Linked DNA regions of Homo sapiens: region 2 is linked to region 1. A link is a loop called in an ENCODE intact Hi-C map of the cell type or tissue named here. Cell type or tissue: endothelial cell of umbilical vein. All regions are shown on one strand. Each heading gives the region's core, and the rest is flanking DNA. Links, peaks and the distances in the headings are about the cores only.

What was found. Hi-C counts contacts between places; a loop is a spot of excess contacts. Peaks named below come from ENCODE experiments on the same cell type or tissue, not always from the same donor. Only the 100,000 strongest peaks of a DNase experiment are listed, where the experiment ranks them.
Region 2: a loop joins it to region 1, with 6 times the contacts of the local background. A loop is called at or near these places in 13 of 110 quality-filtered maps.

The regions. Positions count from the first base shown.
Region 1 is chr6:28,135,668-28,138,480 of GRCh38, forward strand. ZSCAN16-AS1 (ZSCAN16 antisense RNA 1) reads right to left here and starts at 1,649. Exons shown (of 2, transcript NR_103456.1): 1 at 1,078-1,649. RefSeq lists an enhancer at 1,820-2,009. In endothelial cell of umbilical vein, for the core only: no CTCF peak of the experiment used is centred there; DNase peaks (open chromatin) are centred at 1,194 and 1,664; H3K4me3 peaks cover 1,768 bases; H3K27ac peaks cover 1,755 bases.
Region 2 is chr6:27,901,640-27,904,452 of GRCh38, forward strand. TRX-CAT1-7 (tRNA-iMet (anticodon CAT) 1-7) reads right to left here and starts at 925; the gene lies at 854-925. It overlaps TRG-GCC2-3 (tRNA-Gly (anticodon GCC) 2-3), which reads right to left and starts at 1,339; the gene lies at 1,269-1,339. RefSeq lists cis regulatory regions at 207-465, 691-1,763. In endothelial cell of umbilical vein, for the core only: no CTCF peak of the experiment used is centred there; a DNase peak (open chromatin) is centred at 1,322; H3K4me3 peaks cover 1,124 bases; H3K27ac peaks cover 701 bases.

The DNA.
Region 1 (2,813 bases), core at 142-2,641:
ATTCTGGCTCCTTAAAGAGGCAAGAATGAGAAAAGAGCAGAAGTAAGGAAATCAGTCCAGAGGCTACTGTAGTAACCCAAGTGAAAGAAGGTAGTGGCATGGACCATGGGTTCACAGTGGATATAAAGAGAAACAAACAGACTTAACGTACATTTTGGAGATGAAAATATAATCTTGCTCATTGTTGTAGATTCCTAAATTCTGCTTGAAAAGATGTTTCTGTATTAGGTTAAACAAATGAAATCCCTGTTTTTGTGGGTCAAAATGGTTAAATACCAGAAATGTAAAATGATTTAACCTAATAGAAACAAATAACGACAGAGAAGAATCAGAGGAATGATACAGGAGAAGGGACGTTGAAATGGGGCTTATTTATTAAAATGAAAATTTTTATTGTTCTCCTTAAATCTCTGTGGAAGCCACCCTTATCAAAAAAAAAAAAAAAAACCCTTTGTTGAAAGGCAAATTGCCAACAAACCCGATGAGATTCAGAACACTGCTGCAATAACATATCTCTGTAGAAACTTATACTTCCATCTGGATAGCAAATTTCCTAAGCTGATAAAACCAGGTTATCAATGAAAGGCCAGAGTACAGAATTTAAAGGAAGAATGCCTGGGTATGAATCTTTGTTCTGCCAGTTACTAGTTATATGACCTTGGCTAATACATTTTTCTCTCTGTGCCTCAGGTTCCCCATCTGTAAAACAGTATTATAATGATATCTACCTCATAAAGTAGGAATTAAATGAGTGACCAAATGTGAAGGGTTTAGAACAGTGGCTGGCCCATAATGTTAAAGTCTTAGCCCCTAACAGCGCACTTAGATCTTTTTGTTAGCATTAAATTCAGCATTTTCTTCCTATCAAAGCTGCTTAAATCAGTTAACTGGCATTTGATCTTCGTGGGCTCATTGTATTGTTGCTGTTGTGTATCTTTTTAAATAATACTCGTAATCTTAACAATTAGCATAATTTTGAACCGCTCCCTAATACCTAACCCCAATCCCAAACCGGACGGTCGAGCCTATCCACCGGCAGAGAACACCACCCAATCTCGCCCTCACTCTGACACTCACCGGCCAGACCTTTTCTTCCGTCCGTTTTCTGCCTCTGGCCCAGGGCCCAGCTCACGTAGCGTTTTCGGGGGCTGTTTGGGAACCGTTAGCAACCGGAAGTGGCTAGAGGTCGCGAGAGAACTGAAAAAGGGGACCGGCCTTTCCCGGCTGCCTAAGCACTTGGGTTCCGGCCTGGAAGGAGGCCCAGGGCTCCCACAAAGAGAAATAAGGGACCTATTTGGATGGATCCCAAGAAACACTGTCTGGCATCTGATTTGAACGAGGCTCGGCGCAGCCGGGCCCTTTTCGCAAAGTAGGCCCACTGCAGACCTGTGGGAACCTCCGGGATGCCTGGGGACCCGCATCTGCCGCTACCCGCAATTTCCTATCCCGACCCTCTCTGCAGTTGTCGACCCCGGCCGGCGGCTTTGAGCGTGGGGTCCCGCAGACCCTGGCACCTAGGGGGCCGAAGCCGAGGGATCTTGGGGTAGAAGAGCGGTCCTACAGAGCTGCCGCTTCGAAAGAGCCCCCAATCGACCGCTGATGGGGAATGGAGGATTTTGCTGTTTTATTGCAGCCCGCCCCCGGAGAAAGGCGGGCTCGGACGTTCTTGACTTTAGGATAGACTGGGGAGGGGTGCCGAGGAGCGTTCTTCCCTTTACGTCTCGCGGTCGCAGACTGTATTTGCTGGTGCCCTGCTCACTGTGATCTCGCAGGACCTTGCGGACTTACGGAGACGAAAAGTGGCCTACTTTGAGCTTCTCTGATCCTTAGGGGAAATGAGTGTCCAAAGAGAAATAGGTGCAGAGTGCCGGCACTAGAATTCTTTAAACCTGGATTCAAATTCTGACTCCACCACTCTCCAGTTAGGACTGAGGGCAATTTATTTTTAACTTCTCCAAGCCTCTGTTTACTCGTTTATGTAACTCAGGCTAATAACGTAGTGTCTATTTCATAGGGTGGCTTTGACTATTAAGTGTGAGAGTGCATGTAAGAACAGTCTAAGGGAATTTCCCTGCCTTTCCCCTTGTCTGCTGTCACTCTCATCCGTGTTAGACAAATGGAATTAATTAACCAACTTCCGCTTTTCTGAAGCACGGGTAAAGAGTGAAGTGCAGGACTTGGGTAAAGGAAAAACCAAGAAGGATGCAAAAGATGGATGGTCATTGTGAGATCCACAGAGGTGCTCATCCCAGCACTTTCACCTCACTTGGCATCTGTCACATGGTGGGTGCTTGATAAGTACATGGGTGAATGAGGACCTACCTAAGCAGAAGGAATTATTGAATAAGACTAGAATTGCAGGGAGAGGATGAATCAGATTGATTAGCTACTTGACAAAAAAAGGCAAACCACTCTTCCTGTCAGAAATGTATGGCACATCTGCATATTTCAAGGGCTGCCACTTACTGCAACTGGGAAGGAGATCTCAGAACCGACACCTCAACTATGGAAGCTTTAATCTATTGACAGCAAATGCAACATAGCAAGTAATATAAGACAGAATGTGATCAGTGCAAAATCGAATAATAAAGTCTTGAGAGGGGGTTATTAGAATAATAGACGAGTGTTTAGATTGAGTAGTGAGCAATGAGATAAGTCCTTTGACTTGGGGGTACAGGGGAATTATGACCAGGGGTATGGGATAGGGAGAAGGTCATTCTGGAAGGCAATAAAAGGCAGACAGGACGCTAGTGGTAGAAAAAAAGGAAAACACTTGTTTATCAATGTAAATCAATGGCGGAAGAATTACATAT
Region 2 (2,813 bases), core at 130-2,629, 230 kb before region 1:
AGGACTTGTTCTAGGTATGATGGCAACCACAATGCCAAAACACAAAAATCTGTCCTTGTAAATTTACTTCCCATGAGAGAGAAAATACTAAATCAATAAAGACACAATATGCTGCATAGTAATAAGTGCTAAGGAAGAAAACAGACTAGGAGCAAGACATTTTTTGGAAGAGTTGTTATTCAAAATAACTTCACGGTCTGGCGAGAGGGTTCACGCCTATAATCCCAATACTTTGGGAGGCCAGGGCAGGATAATCATCTGAGCGCAGGAGTTTGAGACCAGACTGGGCAAAAAAAGTGAGACACCTTCCTCCCACCCCACATCTCTCCAAAAAAAAAAAAAAGAAAAAAATTCAGCTGGGCTAGGTGGGGAGCACCGGTAGCTCCAGCTACTCAGAAGGCTGCTTAAGCCCACAAGTTCGAAGTTGCAGTGAGCTATGATCGCACCACTTGCACTCCAGCCTGAGTGACAGAGTGAGGCCCCGTCTCAAATAAAATATAAAATATAATATAATATAAAATAATAAAAATAAAATAAATACTTCCAGTTCTCTTTAACTGAATCTCTAAAAATTAGCTACCTGTAAACTTGGAACTCTAAACTAAATTATAGTTTACAAACTGGTAGTATGCTGAGGTGGAGATATTTCAGCTCATGGACTTAGTATCAATTCCTGCTCTTTAAGATGGGGTACCTCTAATTTCTTAACTGAAAGCTGCTTCCTGATTTTCTCCTCAAAGGCATGTGAATACTTCCATTTGCTGTCACTTTTCCTTTGAGTGAGCTGGCAAGGGAAGGAAGGTTGGTGAGAGTAAGTCGTAAGTATCTTTTTAGAAAAAGAAAAAAAAAAAAATAGCAGAGGATGGTTTCGATCCATCGACCTCTGGGTTATGGGCCCAGCACGCTTCCGCTGCGCCACTCTGCTCTATACGGTAGTGATATTTGCAGTGAATTCTTTATGATGTTTTCCTCAAAACTTGGTGGGGATTCTGGTTTTTTGGTATGGTTAAACAAATCTGATTTCCACACCCCACCAAGGGCCACTAGTTCTATTTATGCTGCAAACATGAGGATGAGTTCAGCGTGTATTGGTATCAAACATTATGAAAGCAAAAAAAACCCTCGATGTTTCTGTAAGAAAACAGCATGTCGCTGGCCTGCCTGCTTTATCATGTAGTCAAAATGTAAGGGTAAGGCAAAAAAGGCATAGGGAAAATATCCACCTTCTGAAATAGAATACGTAGTTTTCAAGAATAAAACGTCATCGTTGCATTGGCCGGGAATCGAACCCGGGCCTCCCGCGTGGCAGGCGAGAATTCTACCACTGAACCACCAATGCCTCGCGTACAAAAGAAGCCTTGTCGTCTCTAGGAAGGCTTTGTCGTCTTTCAGGAATCCAACTAATACCATAGGCTGTGTTTTCAAAAAGATATTTAGGTGGCTTTCCGTTCTTATTGAATAGAGCCTCTTAATAGAGCCTTCTTCCCTTCTTTTCAGGAAGAAAAAAATCCCTTTCACTGTAACTTCAAAGCGTCTCCTGCAACACTGGAGGCTGGCCCACGTGTGGGCGGCCCGGCTCCCGCACGGTCTCTGCGGCGAGGTTGGACTGCTCTGGCTGGGCCAGCACCTCCGCCCCGCGGGTCGCGGGCGCCTGCTCTGACTATATATAATAATATAGCCAATTCTTTTGATTAATATTATTGTGGCTACCTTTTCCAACCTTTTACTATTTACTTATGTGTGTCATTATATATACATTTATATACACATACACACACACATATGTATTTTATTTTATTTTATTTTATATATTTTTTGAAACAGAGTCTCCCTCTGTCACCCAGGCTGGAGTGCAGTAGCACGTTTCATGGCTCACTGCAACCTCCGCCTCCCGGGTTCAAGCGATTCTAGTGCCTCAGCCTTCCAAGTAGCTGGGATTACAGGTGTGCTGCTACCGTGTCCTGCTAATTTTCATATTTTTAGTAGAGACGGAGTTTCCCCATGTTGGCCAGGCTGGTCTCAAACTCCAGACCTCAAGTGATCCACCCACCTCAGCCTCCCAAAGTGCTGGGATTACAGGCGTGAGCCACCATGCCCGGCGAATGTCCTTATATTTAAAGCACCTTTCTTATAGACAGCATATAGTGGGCCTTGCTTTTTTATCAGTCTGATGATCCGTGTCTTTTTGTTGGAGCATAATGTGGGACACATTTTGGTACTGGAAATGATGTTTAAAGAAAAAACCTGTGACATATTTATGGGAATATGATTGTTACTCAATGTAAATAATTTAGAAAAGTAAAATACGATAAATATGACAGTGTATTTTGTGTCTATATTTAAATTATACACAGAGAGACAGACGGTATTATCTTCCTAATAATTCCACTATCCATATGGTGCTAATACTTATGCACCTTTTAAAAAACTATATCGATCTCTTATATCTGCAAAAAAGATTTTATTTTTTCACCAATTTTTGCCCTGTGGTCAACTCAGTGTATGTACTGAAAAATGATATAATCTATGTGTTTGTTGTTTTAAACAGGAAAATGTATACAGTTTACAAATTCTCATGATAGATAGTAATTATACTACAAGTAGGAATAAAGTTGGATTCCTGCTAATTTCCTTAAGAATCTAAAATTTAAAAAATCTGATCCTTCAAAAGTAAATTTTATGCTCTTTTCTTTGGAAGATGATGGACTATATAGCCCTAAGTGATACAGATGATGCAGTACCATGAATGATGGCCCTTCCCAAAAGATATGTCTACGTGATAATCACTGGAATCTGCAAATGTTACCTTATAT